2 separate regions of the Homo sapiens genome follow, and region 1 is linked to region 2. A link is a loop called in an ENCODE intact Hi-C map of the cell type or tissue named here. Cell type or tissue: PC-9. All regions are shown on one strand. Links, peaks and the distances in the headings refer to the core of each region. The heading gives the core; the rest is flanking DNA.

Evidence for each region. Hi-C counts contacts between places; a loop is a spot of excess contacts. Peaks named below come from ENCODE experiments on the same cell type or tissue, not always from the same donor. Only the 100,000 strongest peaks of a DNase experiment are listed, where the experiment ranks them.
Region 1: a loop joins it to region 2, with 3 times the contacts of the local background. A loop is called at or near these places in 2 of 110 quality-filtered maps.

What each region holds. Positions count from the first base shown.
Region 1 is chr11:33,368,880-33,377,582 of GRCh38, forward strand. KIAA1549L (KIAA1549 like) reads left to right here and starts at 7,229. Exons shown (of 21, transcript NM_012194.3): 1 at 7,229-8,010. The coding sequence starts at 7,773. RefSeq lists silencers at 7,115-7,174, 7,205-7,444, 7,585-7,684, 7,815-8,094. In PC-9, for the core only: no CTCF peak of the experiment used is centred there; DNase peaks (open chromatin) are centred at 2,762 and 3,822; H3K4me3 peaks cover 2,723 bases; H3K27ac peaks cover 2,803 bases.
Region 2 is chr11:33,629,871-33,638,573 of GRCh38, forward strand. The region is part of intron 16 of KIAA1549L (KIAA1549 like); the gene reads left to right. Among named protein-coding and RNA genes, the nearest start is that of C11orf91, 67 kb to the right of the region's middle. In PC-9, for the core only: no CTCF peak of the experiment used is centred there; DNase peaks (open chromatin) are centred at 3,661, 4,561, 4,801 and 6,441; H3K4me3 peaks cover 861 bases; H3K27ac peaks cover 6,024 bases.

The DNA of each region.
Region 1 (8,703 bases), core at 549-8,548, 260 kb before region 2:
AATTTTTCTAGCCATGGTAACCCCAGGCCTTTTTAATCAGAATCTTCATTTTAGCAACATCCCCATGTAACTTATGTGTACATTCGAGTTTGTGAAACTTGGGCCTAATGGACAGCTTTACCTGGATGCTCCTTTTAGCACTTGTTTTTTTCCCCCAAGCCTAATTTTCCTGTATCTATATTTCCTGTATTCCCAGATACCTATCTTCCTTCCTACTTTCCTTCCTTCTCCCCTACCTCCCCTCCCTTTCCTTCCCCTCCCCTTCTCCCTTCCCTTCTCCCTTCCCTTCCCTTCCCTTCTCTTCCCTTTCCCTCCTCCTCTTCCTCTTTCTCCTGGTATCATTGGTTACTCCCTGTCAAATCCTTCAACACTGTTCCTGTCTCCTTACCATCCTCATTGTGCTGCCTCAGTTCAGACCTGGAACTTATCCAAACTAATACTTTTATCTGACTTCCTGGCTTTGAGTCCACCCCCACTCCTCCAACCTTCCTCATTACTTTCCAGGTGGTCTTTTTAAAATTCAATTTTGACCAAGACAGTAGCAGTGGAGGTGCCAAGGAGATGCTTGGAGCAATAGAAGGGGCAAGTAAACATAACCTAAGTGAAAGCAGAGCTCTTCTTATCAAATTCAGCTTCAAGACGAGTCCTGGACCAGTTTCCTCAAAGCTTCTCATGAAAATTCTGAAGTTGCCTTTGGATGCCAGCCTGCTTTCAAATTTTCACTGTCACTGTCAAGATGATGTCCAATCTCTTGGAGGACTTTTCGGAGGACTTTTCTTTTCTTTACTTTTTTAGAGACAGGGTCTTGCTGTATTGCCCAGGCTGGGCTTGAACTCCTGGCTTCAACTAATCCCACCTGGGCCTCCCAGTGCTGGAATTCCAGGCTCGAGCCACTGTGCCTGGCTTTAGGAGGACATTAAATTCTCTATGACCACAATCTAATTTTAAAACATTTCTATTACCCTAAAAAGAAACTTTGTGCCCATTACAGTCACTTTTTGTTTTTACTCACCAGCCCCAGGTAAGCACTAATCTACTTTCTCTTTGGTTTGCCTTTTCTGGACACTTCATACAAACGGAGTCATAGAATATTGTGACCTTTTGTGACTGGCTTCTTTCATTTCGCATAGTATTTTCAATTCATCAGTGTTGTAGCATGTATCAGTACTTTCTTCCTTTTTATCGATGAACAGTATTTGGTTGTCCCACATTCTATTTATCTTTTCACCAGTTCATGAGTTCTTCCCACTTTTTGGCTATTGTGAATAATGCTGCTCCATATATTTGTGTAAAAGCATTGTGTGAACATACGCTTTTATTTGTTTTGAGTAGATACATGTATCTTGATATCTTGGGTAGATATCTCTAGTTTCTGAAAGGGATAGTGTGGTAGCGTTTTAAAGTTTTCTCAAGGTTACTAGTTATTAGGTGATGGAGTTAGGACTTCAACTCAGGTTGTAAATCATTGAGATTTTCAATGACCAATCCTGGTTTCCACCCCACAGAGCCCAAGAAATAGTCTCAACACAGTGAGACAAGAAATTGAGGGCAAAGAGAGACAGTAAAAATGAGCTAGCCCCATACTGTCAAATGCTAGACCAGATCTCTGCTCTGCTATTGGATGAATCCCAAAAGCAACAGAAGTATTAGTGAGAGACAGATTGACCTTTGATCGTTAAAAAACAAACAAAAGACCCTGCCTCCTCCCACTGGAGGATTTATTTATTTATTTATTTGAGACGGAATCTCACTCTGCTGCCCAGGCTGGAGTGCAGTGGCATGATCTCGGCTCACTGCAACCTCTGCCTCCCGGGTTCAAGTGATTCTCCTGCTTCAGCCTCCTGAGTAGCTAGGATTGCAGGTGTGCACCACCATGCCTGGCTAATTTTTCTATTTTTATTAGAGATGGGGTTTCACCATGTTGGCCAGGGTGGTCTCAAACTCCTGACCTCAAATGATCCACCCGCCCAGGCCTCCCAAAGTGCTGGGATTACAGGCGTGAGCCACTGAGCCTGGCCCCCCTGGAGGATTTAGAGGATAATTAGCCAGAACCTGGAGGAGCTGAAATGTCATCAATGGATGTCAAGTTGAAGTCAACAAACACTGAGTAGCTAGGCTGCTGTGGGGGACACCCTGAGGACTGAGATCAGTCTCACTCACCCTGGAGTCTAGGGGCTGGTCCTAGTGGGTGCTGTTACCGTCTTGCTGGGCCCGATGTGCTGGGCCTTGGGGTGGGCCTGGGAAACTGTTTTTAGAAAAACAGGTTGAGATATAAGGGGGAGGGGAAAGCTAGTTGACCTGCGTTTCTGCAACAGCCTTCTTACAGTCGGCCTCCTCCTTATCTCACCCCTGTTGTACCCGTTCTACAAGGTGGCCAGAGTGATTTTCCTGGAACACACATTCACCACTCCTCTGCTTTAAAATTTGTCCCTAAGCTCCCTACTGCCCTCTGTCATTGTTAATTCAGCTGCATCTCTTTGCCCTTGCGGGCAGTTGCTGTCTGCGGGGAACCCATATGATAAGCATTTGTCTCAGGGCCAGGACAGTGCCAGGCAGGAAGGGCCCAGTAAACGACCCATCGTTGTTATATCCAGTGTTTTCTCAAGGGCACGGAAGCAAAGAAAACCATATTTAAATTTTTGTTTTGAATTTCTTCTGTCTCAATGTCTGCAATATACACCATGGCACCAGTCCCTTGCTTGCCTCCCTAACCTCCTCTCTCAGCAGTTTCCTCTGCAGAAGCCCACAGCATCCTTTCCCGCCCCCCTGACAGCATATACTGAACTGTGGCATAATTGAGTGTTTACTCATCTCCCTCACTTACTCTTTTTTTTTTTTTGAGATGGTGTCTCACTCTGTCGCCCAGGCTGGAGTACAGTGGTGCTATCTTGGCTGACTGCAAACTCTGCCTCCCAGGTTCAAGCGATTCTCCTGCCTCAGCCTCCTTAGTTGCTGGGATACAGGCGCCCACCATCATGCCTGGCTAATTTTTGTATTTTTAGTAGAGATGGGGTTTCACCATGTTGGCCAGGCTGGTCTCGAACTCCTGACCTCATGTGATCCACCCGACTCAGCCTCCCAAAATGCTGGGATTACAGGCGTGAGCTACCGCGCCCAGCCTCCCCCACTTATTCCTAAGTATGGAGTTCAGTGAGGGTGGGGACAAGGCCTTGCTTGCTGTGGGAATCCTAGAGTCTAGAACGGTCCTGGGTGCACAAAAGGAGTTCAGTGTAGACTTGGGCTTTGCTCCAGCAAGGAGTGTCAGCAACAGAGTTCTTGACTAGAGGAGAAATAGCTGCCTATTTTAAAAAGAATGAAAGCAGAGGCCTAGAGATTTCCCCTCTATGAATGGCAGAAATTTCTGTTGTGGGCCTGAAACAATTGCCCAAAGATTGTTCTTTCTTCCCAGCCTAACAAAATGCTTTGCACAAAACACACTGACTTTTGAAAGCTATGTAGCAATAAATTTACACACTGAGAAAGCCCCAAAGCCCTAGAAATAGACTAAAATTAATGAAAGAGTTTATGGTTTAAGAGGGTTGCAATTGTCATATAATAAGATTGGTTGAGTGTTTACTGTGTGTCAAGTATTCTTCTAAATGCTTGACATGTATCAATTCAATTCTCAAGACAATTCAATGAGGGAGTCACTCTTATCATTTCCAGTTTTATAGGTGAGAGATATAGAGTAATCTCTATATGATGTGCCCAAAGTTAAACAGCTAGTAAACGGTAAGGCCTGAATTTAAATCTGAGTAAAGTTTCAGAGTCTATACAGTCACCCACCAATCAATGACTCATCAGTCAAAGATCTCACCAAGCTTCCTGCTCCAGCAGAGAACCCTTCCGGAGTGGTTCCTCCTGGATAAGAATAAGGTACAAACTCCATGCCATGGCATCGCAGGCTCTCAACATCTGCCCGTAACTTGGCTCCCCTGCCTGGAGGCTGAATCTCCCTAAGTTCCCTCTGTGCTTCTCTCACCAGATACCTTATCTTTCCCTGCAAAATGCTGCAGACTTTCATGGCTTTCTATTGTGTCATTGGCTGTGCCTGGCAAACTCCGACTTTAAATGTTTCCTTCTTTTGCCTTTTCTCCTCCAGGCAGAAATAGCCACCCCTTGCTCACATTCCCATGGCGATGAGTGATCTGCACGTACCTCTATCGCATCCTCAGCACATTGCTCTGAAGTTATTGCTGCATGTATCTGTCCCCCTCATTAGACTGTAGGCTTCTTCTTCTTTTTTTTCTTTTCTTTTTTTTTTTTTTTTTTGAGACGGAGTCTTGCTCTGTAGCCCAGGCTAGAGTGCAGTGGTGTGAGCTCGGCTCACTGCAACCTCCGCCTTCTGGGTCCTGGTTCAAGCAATTCTCCTGCCTTAGGCTCCCGAGTGGCTGGGATCACAGGCATGCACCACCATGCCCAGCTAATTTTTGTATTTTCAGTAGAGACGGCGTTTCACTATGTTGGTCGGGCTGGTCTTGAACTCCTGACCTCGTGATCCACCCACCTCGGCCTCCCAAAGTGTTGGGATTACAGGCGTGAGCCACTGCACCTGGCTGACTGTAGGCTTCTTGAGGAAAGGGATGGTATCTCGTCTTGAGGTCAGTCTCATCAGGGAGACGAATTCATTGAAACACCAGTGCAACAACCAACACGTGAAAAGTAATTTATAATTTGTGTAAGTCTGGCAAATAATGGAGAAGGGAAAATCCCATTTACAATACAGAATTTACTTTCTCGAGATATGCATTTGCTATCTCCCAACCCCATGGCAGTTGCCCCTAAATCAATCTCTCTCAACTCGCATGGAGAAGCCAGCTGTGTTCAGGTCTTGCCTTTCTTGCTTTGCACACAGCGTCTCTCCTGCTGGATCTTTTATATCTCTTTAGGCCAGCAACATTCAGTCGCTTCCCGGGTGAATGCAGCCAGCCTGTCCAGCTTCCTCAGTTCCTGACTCACCATCAACACCACAATTGTCCAGGTGCAGAAAAGGGGTGGGTGGGGGAAGCTGTGGCTACTAAAGGGTTCGTGTTTTCCCCCATCACATCCACCTGTGTGTTCTCCGGAGCTCTTAACTCAGAGCCTGATACAGGATTGGTGCTCCTGAGAGTGACTTATCTTCCCCTCTCCCTCTCCTTCAGATGTGTCCAAGGCCTTTCACAACTTGGCCTCAGCATAAGAGTTCTGGGTCTCAAACAGGCAGGCCCACTGCTCCAAGACCAATCTTCCTGCCTCCTTCCCTGCCTCTGCTCCGCCCACTTCTCTCTCCAGGGGCTCCCTTTTCTGCAACACCTAAGCGAGTCTATACCCTGCCCTTGTTTCAGTTCTTCTTTGCCTGACATCCTCATTCCCCATCGCCTTGTCCGTGGGATCACCACCGGCTGCAGGGCCGTTCATCTTGTGATGCTGCCTGAACCATGACCATGGGCTGGCTTTCTCACAGTGTCTCCAACTAATTTAGTGAATTGCTTTATCTCTTCAACTAGACTGCATCTTTCCCTTCCTCCCTCCCTCCCTCTCTCTCTCCCTCTCTCTCTTTCTTTTGAAGGAGTCTCCCTCTGTTGCCCAGGCTGGAGTGCAGTGGTGCAATCTTGGCTCACTGCAACCTCTGCCTTCCAGGTTGAAGCAATTCTCCTGCCTCAGCCTCCCAAGTAGCTGGGATTACAGGCATGCACCACCACACCTGGCAAATTTTTGTATTTTTAGTAGAGACAGGGTTTCACCATGTTGGCCAGGCTGGTCTCAAACTCCTGACCTCAGGTGATTCGCCTGCCTTGGCCTCCTAAAGTGCTGGTATTACAGGCGTGAGCCACTGCGCCAGGCCAGACTGCAAGTTTCTTAACACAACCCAAAACAGCCCAACTAGTTTAATTAAAGAACAAAATTAAATCATAACCCCCAACAAGGCATTACTATATTTCAACAAATCTTAGACATATTATAAGAACACATCTGACTTCTGAAAAGTTAACATGTGAAAAGTATGTGTCTTAGATGAAATGTGGTGTTATTTCTATCCTGCAGATGCTCAATAACTAGAACCTAACACTTTTCCAGATCCCCTGGTTAAGTTGCTGTGCCCTAACACACCAGGCACGCTCTGCCCCGGGATGTTAGCCTTTTTGGTTCCCTGTATCTGGAATGCTCTTCGCGCATGGCTTGTTCTCACCTCCTTCAGATCTTGGCTCAAACGTCACCTTCTCAGCGAGGCCTTTCTTCACAATGTTTAACATTTGCAACACCCCCTCCCCACGTTTCATTCTTTTACACTGATTTTTCTTTACGGCATTTACCAGTCTAATATTCTATTACTTATTTGTTTATTGCGGGTGAACCCCCACTAGAATGTCAGCTCCAGGAGGGCAGGGATTTTGTTTATGGCTGTTGTCATTGGCACATCGCAGGCAGTCAGTAAGGATTGTTGAGTGAATAGCGTCTGAGCTTTACCGGGTCAAGGATGTGTGTGTTTCCCCGCTGCTTGTATCCTCAGTGCCTAACACAGATGCTGGCAAACAGCGGGCCCGTAATAGATACTCAGTGACTGGGGATGGATGAGGCGCCTATGAGCCAGGTCACTTGCTAAGGCCATCAAGGCTAGCAAGGGCGAAGAGCAGGGGACCAACTCAGGTGACGCCTGGGCCTTTTGTCCCTCTGAGCAGGAGCTGCCTGACTCTCCTGTTTGGGGGTGTAGACTTTTTTGGAAAAACTTCCCCCAGTCTTCCCAGTGCGCAGTGTAATGCTTTGCACGTAGTGTGGCTGCAACAAATATTTATAATGTGTTTTAATCCAGCGTGTTATTGCAACTAGCCCACAGCCGCTTGAGCTCCTCAGGGGTAAACTGGCATGCAGCTGTCCGTTGAACCCTCGGAGAAGTAGTGAACAAACAGCACAAAGCGCGCCCGCCCTTCTACAAAGAGCTTTTCCAAAATCCAGGCGGAAGAGCTTTCCTGCCGCTTGGGCACGTTGACCATGACCCCCCTCCCCGGCCAGACGACCTCTCTCCCGCCAACCTTCCCTTCTCTAGATGGGGGACAGGAGGGGAGGGAAGCCCTCCCCTTAAGGACCTCCGCTGCGCGGGAGCCGCCGGGAGGGGTCCCCCTCCTGGGTCTCGAGCCCGGCCGGGCGCGCGGGAGCGGGGAGCGCGCGGTGGCTCCGCGCGGGGCTGCGCGCGCGCGCCGGCCTCGCCTCCTCGCCTCCTCGCCCGTTCCGGAGGCTACGTGCTTTCTTTGTCAATGAGGCGCCGCTCTGAGCTGCGGTAGCACTCGCGGCCCGGGAACCCGAGCCGGAGCCGGGGCTGGAACCCGAAGCCCAGCGAGGAGCGAGGAGCGAGGAGCCAGGACAGCGGGGCGCCGAGGCTGCAGCGGCGGCGGGAGGGAGGGACCCGAGCGCGCCCCGCGGCCGCCACCCCCGTTCCCGGCAGCCTCGCCCCCTAGTTCTGCAGGAGCCGGCCCGGGGGAGGGGGCCCCGGGCGGCGCCCGTCCCACCCTCGCCGCCCCAATCGCGCCGGCGCGCGGCGACAGGCACCGTGGGAACCCCGGCCCGCACCCGCCGCGGCTCCATGCGGGCCCGGCCCCTGCGCGGGTGAAGCCGCGGCTCCCTGGAGCCCGCCCCGGGCGCGGCAGGACGAGCGAGCCAGTCGCGCCGCTCGGCGCCCCCTCCCTCCGGCGCCCGGGCCGTGGCCGGCGATGCCCGGTGAGGACCGGGGCGCCGAGGGCTGGGCTCCCCGGCGCGGTGCAGAGCGAGGCAGCGGCCTGGATGTGTGAAGCGTCCCCATGGCTCCGCAGGAGGCCAAGCCTCAGGGCTCAAGGGAAGCTGGGCCCGCGACGCGGGGGCGCGGGGGCCGGCCCGTGGCGCGTGGGCTTGGTCGGGCTGCCTGGGGAGCCGCGCGCTGCACGGGTGTGAGGGGCCCCGGGGCCGGCGCGTCCCACGATGCGCCCCCGCGGCCACCGACGCTGCTGCTGGGACTTCTGCTGCTGGCGGCCCTCCTGGAGCACGGCCAGGCCGACCCGGGTAAGCGCTCGGCGGCGGGGCGTCCGCGGAGGTTTCTGGAGGAGCGGGGCGGCGGGACGGGACCCACACCTGCCCAGGTGGCGGTGGAGAGGTATTGGCAACACCGGCCCTTTACTGCTGCAACAGTAGGCGAACTGTCAGAAATCTGTCTTTCGGGAAGGCACTTTGGGCGGGGAAGAAAAAAAAAGGAGCAATCGCCTCTTCTTTTTGGACAAGTTGTAGAACCTTCCTAGTGGTCCCGCAGGCACGCTTTATTTAGAGAAAGATGTGTGTTTAGGACACCTTAAACGGGAAATGTATCATTAGAACACGTTTCAGGGTGGCAAAGTCCCTGGTATTTTGGGCTCTCTGTTGAGTGTCCACTTTGTCTTAACTGCATGAAATGGCTAGAGAGTTTTAGGCAATCCGCGTGTCGGCTTCCCAAATATCAACACAGTTTCTCCTGTGTTGATAGCGGAACCCTTTTCTTTTGGGAAGGAGGTCTCTCCAATAATTGCTTGCACCTTGCAAAGGGATGCAGGCGCTCATTAAGTATATAATCCACTGTTTGCAGGTTAGTTAAAAATAGTCATGCTTGGCTTGTAGACTTCCAGCAATCCCCAGGAAATAGATTTCTGTAATTCCTTGGACAATTTTGAGAAATCTGTTGTAAGTATTCTAGGTGGGGGTGGATTTTTCTGCTAAGTGTGCTTC
Region 2 (8,703 bases), core at 129-8,128:
TTAGAGTTTCCAGTTTTTCTGCTCTGTTTTTCCCCATCTTTGTGGTTTTATCTACTTTTGGTCTTTGATGATGGTGATGTACAGATGGTTTTTTGGTGTGGATGTCCTTTCTCTTTGTTAGTTTTCCTTCTAACAGACAGGACGCTCAGCTGCAGGTCTGTTGGAGTACTGGACCGTGTGAGGTGTCAGTCTGCCTCTGCTGGGGGGTGCCTCCCACTTAGGCTGCTCAGGGGTCAGGGACCCACTTGAGGAGGCAGTCTGCCCGTTCTCAGATCTCCAGCTGCATGCTGGGAGGACCACAGCTCTCTTCAAAGCTGTCAGACCGGGACATTTAAGTCTGCAGAGGTTACTGCTGTCTTTTTGTTTGTCTGTGCCCTGCCCCCAGAGGTGGAGCCTGCAGAGGCAGGCAGGCCTCCTTGAGCTGTGGTGGGCTCCACCCAGTTCGAGCTTCCCGGCTGCTTTGTTTACCTAAGCAAGCCTGGGCAATGGCGGGCGCCCCTCCCCCAGCCTCGCTGCCACCTTGCAGTTTGATCTCAGACTGCTGTGCTAGCAATCAGCGAGACTCCGTGGGCGTAGGCCCCTCCGAGCCAGGTGCGGGATATAATCTCCTGGTGCGCCATTTTTTAAGCCTGTCGGAAAAGCGCAGTATTCGGGTGGGAGTGACCCGATTTTCCAGGTGCCGTTTGTCACCCCTTTCTTTGACTAGGAAAGGGAACTCCCTGACCCTTTGCGCTTCCCGAGTGAGGCAATGCCTCGCCCTGCTTCGGCTCATGCATGGTGCGTGCACCCAGTGACCTGCGCCCACTGTCTGGCACTCCCTAGTGAGATGAACCCGGTACCTCAGATAGAAATGCAGAAATCACCCATCTTCTGCGTCGCTCACGCTGGGAGCTGTAGACCGGAGCTGTTCCTATTTGGCCATCTTGGCTCCTCCCGATTTAAGAGATTTTCAAGGGCTTTTCTCTACATGATTTTTACCTACTCTGCTGGCTGGCATTAGCATTAGCATCTAAGCTTTGTATGAGATTCCACTGTATCAACCCGTGTGAGGCTCTGTGGAGAAGGGAAAGATGTATTAATTTTCGTGCATGGCCAGGTAATTACTAGTGGAGGAGAGAGGTGGAGGCACGTGCAACGTACTGTGGCAATGAACTTGGATGGGAAGAGGAAGTGCTCCTGAGGGTTTGTTCCTTCCTGTCTGTCCCACAGCCACTGCCCAGTACTGTCTCCATTACTCACCACTGCTGAAGCTGCCAGACAGCTGCCAGGGACATCCTTCTAAAACACACACTCTTGTTCAAAATCCTCCAGGAGCTCCCCATAGCTTTGGAGATAAAACTCAGACTCTAAGCTCCCAGCTCAGCACTTTTCTGCTCTGGCTGGCCCAGATGTGCCCTTCTAGCTGACGCGTGTTACTCCTTCAACCACCCCCTTGGCTCCAGCCTGAACACCTTCCCCAAACTTGTCCTGTGGTTTCTCATCTCCGGGTTTTTGCATGCATGCATCACTCCGCCTGGAATCTCCCTTCCCACCTGCTTCATCCAGGCCCAGGCTGCTCAGCCTCCTCGCTGTTAACACTTAGGGCTGTAGAGTTTCTTCATATGGTGCGCTGTCCTGTACGTTACAGGGTTTTTAGCAGCATCCGTGGTCTCTACCTATGCCTGAGGTGCCAGAAGCCCCTCCCAGTTGTGACAACCAAAATACGTCTCCAGGCATTGCAGATGTCCCCTGGTGGTCAAACCTGCTCCTGGCTGAGAACTACTGACCTAAGCAATGCTTTTGGAACTTGGTTTAAACATGACCTTCCCCAGCACCTTTTCCTGGCCCCTATGCCTATGGGCCCCTCCTTTGTGTTCCAGTAGCCCCTGATACCCCAATCAAAGCCTTCACCTCCAACTTCCATTAGTTAGTTCACTTGTGTTATTTCCCCATGCAACTCCTCGAGGACAGGAGTCATGTTTTATTTATCCTTGAAACCACAGCACTCGGAATAGTAACTGGCACACAGTAGATGCGGTGTCTCTATTTGTTGGGCAAATGAACAAACAAGTGTGTCAAACAGAAGAGGTGACTCCTGAGCTGAGACTTGAAAAAATGGGTCACGTTTCTAGCTCTGAGCCAAATACACATTAGATTTGACGGAATATCAAAACCATAGGCTGATGTCCATTGCCATTTGGAGTTCACTGTGAATGGTGGTTATCCACTAAAATCCTTTGGCAAAAGCAACAGAAACTCCAACTTAAACGATCTTAAAACATGAACAGGGTGAATTGTTTACGGTAAATCCAGGCATGGTTTGGTTGGGGCCCCAGTCTGTTCCTCTGCATTATACACAGGTCTGTGTTCCCTTGTGTGTTGGCTGTATCCACAGGTGGACTCTGGTAAGAAATCCCAGGCCTCATATCTACATCCTGTATGGACCAGTGCAAGAGGGAATTCTCTTTTCCCAACCTCAAGACAAGGTTTATGGGTTTTACTCTGACTGAGCCATCATATGCCAAGTGTCCAGCCCTTCATGAATCACTGTAGCAGTGAATGCGGGGAGATTACACTGATTAATTTAACTTGGTCAGGCCCCATCGATGGAGCTGGGGCAGCTTAGTCCCAGCTAGCCCCCCTGGCTGAAACACAGGGAGAGAAGGAGATGGATGCTGAGGCCATCACAGTGCCTGCTACAGTACCTGCTGCTTGAGGAACACTTGTAGTTGGACTTTTTTATTTAGAGAGACAGATCTTGCTCTGTTGCCCAGGCTGGAGTACAGTGACATAATCACAGCTCACTGCAGCCCCAACCTCCTTGGCTCAGGCGAGCCTCCCTCCTCAGCCTCCCAAGTAGCTAGAACTACTACTACCATACCTGGTTAATTTTTAATTTTTATTTATTTATTTATTTATTTTTGTAGAAATGGGGTCTCCCTATGTTGCCCATAGAGGCTGGCCTAGAACTCCTGGCTTTGAGCAATTTTCCCACCTCAGCCTCCCAGAGTGCTGGGATTATAAACATGAGCACTGTGTTGGGCATTTTAAGGAACACACCCAACAGTCTCCTCCACGTCACTCTTCCCTCCAGTTTCAGCCTGTTGTCATCTTTGTGTTTTTTGTCGTTGTTGTTTGTTTTTGAGACAGAGTTTCATTCTTGTTGCCCAGGCTGGAGTGCAATGGTGTGGTCTCAGCTCACTGCAACCTCCACCTCCTGGGTTCAGGCGATTCTCCTGTCTCAGCCTCCCAAGTAACTGGGATGACAGGTGCCCACCACCATGCCCAGCTTTTTTTTTTTTTTTTTTTTTTTTTTTTTTTGTATTTTTAGTAGAGACAGGGTTTCACCATGTTGGCCAGGCTGGTCTTGAACTCCTGACCTCAGGTGATCTGCCCGCCTCTTTCTCCCAAAGTCCTGGGATTTTTACAGGTGTGAGTCACTGCGCCCAGCCCTCTTGTCATCTTTGGTTGGCCCATTCTGAAGGGAAAGATCAGCGTGGTGTTGTGTAACGACTGCTATTCACTGTGAGCTCGGGAAGTCCAGGCTACAGTCAGAGGTTCATGTTTTAGACACAGATAGAGTGACAGAGGGATTTTGTGCATCCGTCTGGTTTTTTCAAGAGCTGAAGAGGTGAAAGGGCAGACTTGAGTGGATGGCGGGGAGAGCCTGTTTGTGATGGAATAGTGCTAACTCACGGGAGAGATCCTCCCAGTGTCCTCGCTCCCTGCAGTGCCAGCTCAGCTAAGATGAAAAAAAGCAGGTGATGACTCACCTAGAAAGCAAAACGCGAATTAGCTTTCCAAGAGAGAAAGCCATTCTGATATGTTTACTTTCGGGTGGATTCCTTTTGAAGAGGTGTTTTTAATTATGACTGTGGTTTATATATTGTTCTTGAAGTTCACAGGTAGTACAGTGTAGGGGCTGTGCTCATAGCCTCTGGAGCTAGGCTACTTACAAGCTACGTGAAGTTAGGCCAGTTACCTTCCTATCTGCGCTTTAGTGTTCTCATCTGTAAAATGGGGATACCAGTGGTACCTACTTTATGAGGATGTTGTGGAAATTAAATGAGCTAATGCAGACAAAGCATGTAGAAAACAGGCGGTGAACATTAGCTATTATAACTCCCCAGGAGGGAGAGGGCGATACTCCCCTTTTCCTGTTTCTTTTCTAGCAGTTACTACTCTGTTTTTGTTGTTGTTGTTGTTGTTTTGAGACAGAGTCTCATTCTGTCGCCCAGGCTGGAGTGCAGTGGCATGATCTCAGCTCACTGCAACTTCTGCCTCCCGGGTTCAAGCAATTCTCCTGCCTTAGCCTCCTGAGTAGCTGGGATTACAAGCATGCACCACCATGCCCAGCTAATTTTTGTATTTTTAAGAGAGGCAGGGTTTCACCAGGTTGGGCAGGCTTATCTGGAACTCCTGACCTCAAGTGATCCACCCACCTCGGCCTCCCAAAGTGCTGGGATTACAGGTTTGAACCACCACGCCCGGCCTGCGCTTACTGCTCTGAATTGTGTCACACACCAAAGAGAGGACTGCATTCCTCCAAGGGTGCCTTTCTCCAGCATGACTGGACAAGAGATGGGCCGTAGTACAAGGCCACACTTCCAGAGATGACCTTTAAGGTAATGTTTTTGCAAACACAGGGTGGGACAGTGGTTGCAACTCAAGGCAAATGGATCTTGTGGGCTGCTCAGTAATTGAATTTCCCCTGCTCCTTAGAGAGCAACAAGTTATGGGGGGAGAAAGACGGGAAGTTGAGCTGGCACCTAAGACTTCTGTTACACGGGGAAGATGTTTTGCTTTAGGGGCAGTGAGTAATGCTGAGAGCATTGGAGCACCTTCTTTTATCCTTGTCTGTCCCATCTTCATAGTCTCAGTGGAGACTCTGATTATGAGTCACTCTCTGAAAGGTCCTCTCTGAAAGAGGATGTCCCTATTTCCTTAGAAGTCTATGAGAGACCCTTTATATGTCTTTTCTACTGAACTGAAACACAGAAACAGCATGCTGTCCTCACATCCTCATAGCCCTGGAGTGATCGTAGATCATCCTTTGGAAGGGCCATCAGAATGAAATTTGAAATTTTGCTGAAAAAATTTTTTTTAATTCCATTTGCACGCCTTTGCAGAAAAGTGACCAAGCCATTATTTTGAACCCCACTGCCTGTTCTGAGGGGAACCAATCTCACTTTATTATTAGAGAAGCTTCCAGGATGCAGGCTTATGGGAAACTGCTGCCAAAGGTCTCTCTGCTCCTGTACCATCATGGTCTTCTTCCCACCTGGTGAAGTGAGAACTTCCTGAAATGTGGTTTCCAGAAGCAACTTTCTAAATATGTCTCTCCTTCCTCAGTAACAGGCAGCACTTGCAGTGGGCAGAGGAGGCATTAAATGGAGAGAAGTGGCACTGTTTTGTGTGGCCCAAAAGACTCCGATTGGTGGAAAATAAAAATGGACATGGAGCCAGATAAATTTCATCATGGCCAGATGGCCCAGGAATTTATCTTGCTGAAACCCCCACTCGGTCTCTGGGCCCTTGCCACGAAGTTGCATAATTTGTTCAGAATCTGTTCGTGCAGGATGGAGCTGCGATTGACACTGAGCTGAAAATCTGGGCTTTGGGGCAGGGTTTGGAGAGAGGCTTCAAATTCCTATGCTCCAGAAATGAAGTAACAAGGTGAGGTAAAGTGATGTTACACCCACTTGTGTGTCCTGGAAAGTGTGGGCTTGTAAAACCCCTGTTCACTTCGGGGCGCCTAACTCAAGAAATTCTAGAATAAGTGGCCTCAAGAGCCCTTTATCCCTCTTCGTTAAGCCCATTCTAGATAAAACTGTTTCATTCATTTTAGACAAAACTGTTTCATTCATTTTAGACAAATGGAAATGTCTTTTACTGTTGAAGACTTTTGAGTAGGAATTCTCCAGACTTTTAACACTCATTTATTCAGTGAGTATTTATTAATGTTCTACCACATGCCATTCTGGGATACGGCAGAAAATATGACAATATCCCTGCCCTCATGGGGCTTATCCAGTAGTCACCACTTATCCATGGTTTCAGCTACTTACGGTCAACTATGATCTGAAAATATTAAATGGGAAATTCCAAAGATAATTTATACGTTTTAAATTGTGTGCCATTCTGAGTAGTGTAATGAAGTCTGACGCCATCCCACTCCATCCCACCCAGGACATGAATCTTGCCTTTGTCCAGCTTATCCTGGTCAACAAGGATAATGTCTATGCTACCCAGCTGTCAGTCACTTAGTCACACAGTGGTTATTCAGACAACCACTGTCGCAGCATGCCAGTGCTTGTGTTCAGGTAACCCTTATTTTACTTAATGGTGGCTCCAAAGGGTGAGAGTGGTAACGCAATTTGGTTATGACAAAGAAAAGCCCTCTAGTGCTTCCTTTAATAGGTGAAAGTTGCTGACTTAGTAAGGAAAGAAAAAAAATTGTATCCTGAGGTTGCTACAATCTCTGGTAACAATGAATCTTCTTTTTTTTTTTTTTTTTGAGACAGAGTCTCGCTGTGTCACCCAGGCTGGATTGCATTTGCGTAATCACGGCTCACTGCAACTTCCACCTCCTGGGTTCAGCCTCCCAAGTAGCTGGGATTACAGGCATGTACTACCACGCCCAGCTAATTTTTGCCTTTTTAATAGAGATGGGGTTTCACCATGTTGGCCAGGCTGGTGTTGAACTCCTGACCTCAAGTGATCCACCAGCCTCGACCTCCCAAAGTTCTGGGATTACGGGCGTGAACCACCACGCCCAGCCAAGAACGAATCTTCTACCCATGAAATTGTGAACAGTATATTGTTATAATTGTTCTTTTATTATTAGCTATTGTTGTTAATTTCTCACTGTGCCTAATTTATAAATTAAACTTTATTATAGGTTTGTATGAGAAAAAACATCATGTATCTAGGATTCATTACTCTCCACGATTTCAGGCATCCAGTGGGGGTCTTGGAACATTTTCCCTGAGGATAAGGGAGACTAATTTATTACACTAGGGAAAACTGGCAACAAACACCCACACACATACATGTACAGCACAGTGTCGGGAAGGCTATGGAGGAACATAACTCAAGGAAGGCAGTGGAGAGTACCAGGAGCTTCTCTGAATAGCTTGGGCAGGGCAGGGCTCTCCAGGGAGGTGACTTTTGAGCAGACCTAAAATGCTTGCCCCAGGGGAAGAGCTTTCCAGGCAGAAAATTCAGCAAGTGGAAGGGCCCAGACATGCTTGGGGAGCTCAGAGACCATTAAGGAGACCCATGTAGCACAGTTCCTCTTGTTGGTAAAGAGTCTTGGCTTCAACTCTTGGCTTTCCTTCACTCTCACATCTAATCTGTCAGCAGCTCTGCCAGTTCTCTTCCAAAATACATCTTGAACTCACCTACCCCTTGTCTGTCCATGACCACCCTAATCCAGGCCCCTGTCATCTCTTCTGGCCTAGGTTACGGCCAGAGCCGCAAGCAAGTGCTTCCTAACCGGCCTCCCATAAATTCCAATCACATTTCTTCCCTGCTTAAAATTCTTCAGTAGTTTCCCATTGCCCTTTGACAACAGTCCAGCCTTCTTACCATGGCCTTTAAGACCCTGCATGATCTGGACCCTGCCTTCCTCTCCAGCCCCATGTCCTGACAATTAGGGCTTCAGCTACAAGGTCTGTATATTAGTTTGCTAGGGCACAGACTGGGTGGTATGGCTTAAACAACAGACATTTATTTTCTCACAGTTCTGGAGGTTACAAGTTCTAGATCAAAGTGTTGGTAGGATTGGTTTCTTCTGAGGGCCATGAGGGAAGGATGCGTTCCAGGTATCTTTCCTGAGTTTATGAAAGGCCATCTCTTCCCTGAGCCTTCATATCGGCTTCCCTTTGTACATGCTGTGTCCAAATTTCCTCTTCTTAGAAGGATCAGTCCTTTGGACCCAAGGGTCCACTCTAATGACCTCATTTAACTTAATTACCTGTGTGAAGGCGCCATCTCCAAATACAGTCACATTCTGAGATGCTAGGAGTTAGGACTTCAACATAAAAATTTTGTGGGGGACACAGTTCATTCTGTAACAGTCCTTTCTTTTTCTCAAGCACTACCAACTCTCTCTCACCTCTGGGCTTTCCTACAACCATCACATGGGCAACCTCTTCTCCTCCTTCAGGTCTGAAAACATGGCATCTCCTCAGAGAAGCTTTCCCTGACCATCCCCATCAAGCTAGCTATGTCAATCTGTTTTGTTTCTTTTAGTATGGGAAAATTGACATATGGTAAAAATGTACAGGTTGTTAGTACACAATGTGATGAGCTTTGACAAAAGTGTACACCCTTATAACCACCAGACCAATGAAAATACCAAACGTTTTCATCACTCCCAGAAAACTCCCTCACTTTTTTTTTCAGTCAATATTCAGCTCACCCATAGGCAACCACTTGTCTGATATAAACCACTATAGTTTTGCCTGTTCTTGAACTTCATATAAATGGATTTATTCAGTATGTACTCTTTTGTGTCTGACTTCTTTCACTCAAGATTCATCTATGTTATTTTATTCTCTAAAATAAATAAAAAAAAAAAAAATAAATAAATAAATAAATAAATAAAATACTCATCTATGAGTATTTTATTCTCTTTTATACTGGGTACTATTCCATTTTATAAATATAATACTATTTGTTTATCCATTATCCTATTGTTGGACATTTGGATTGCTTCCA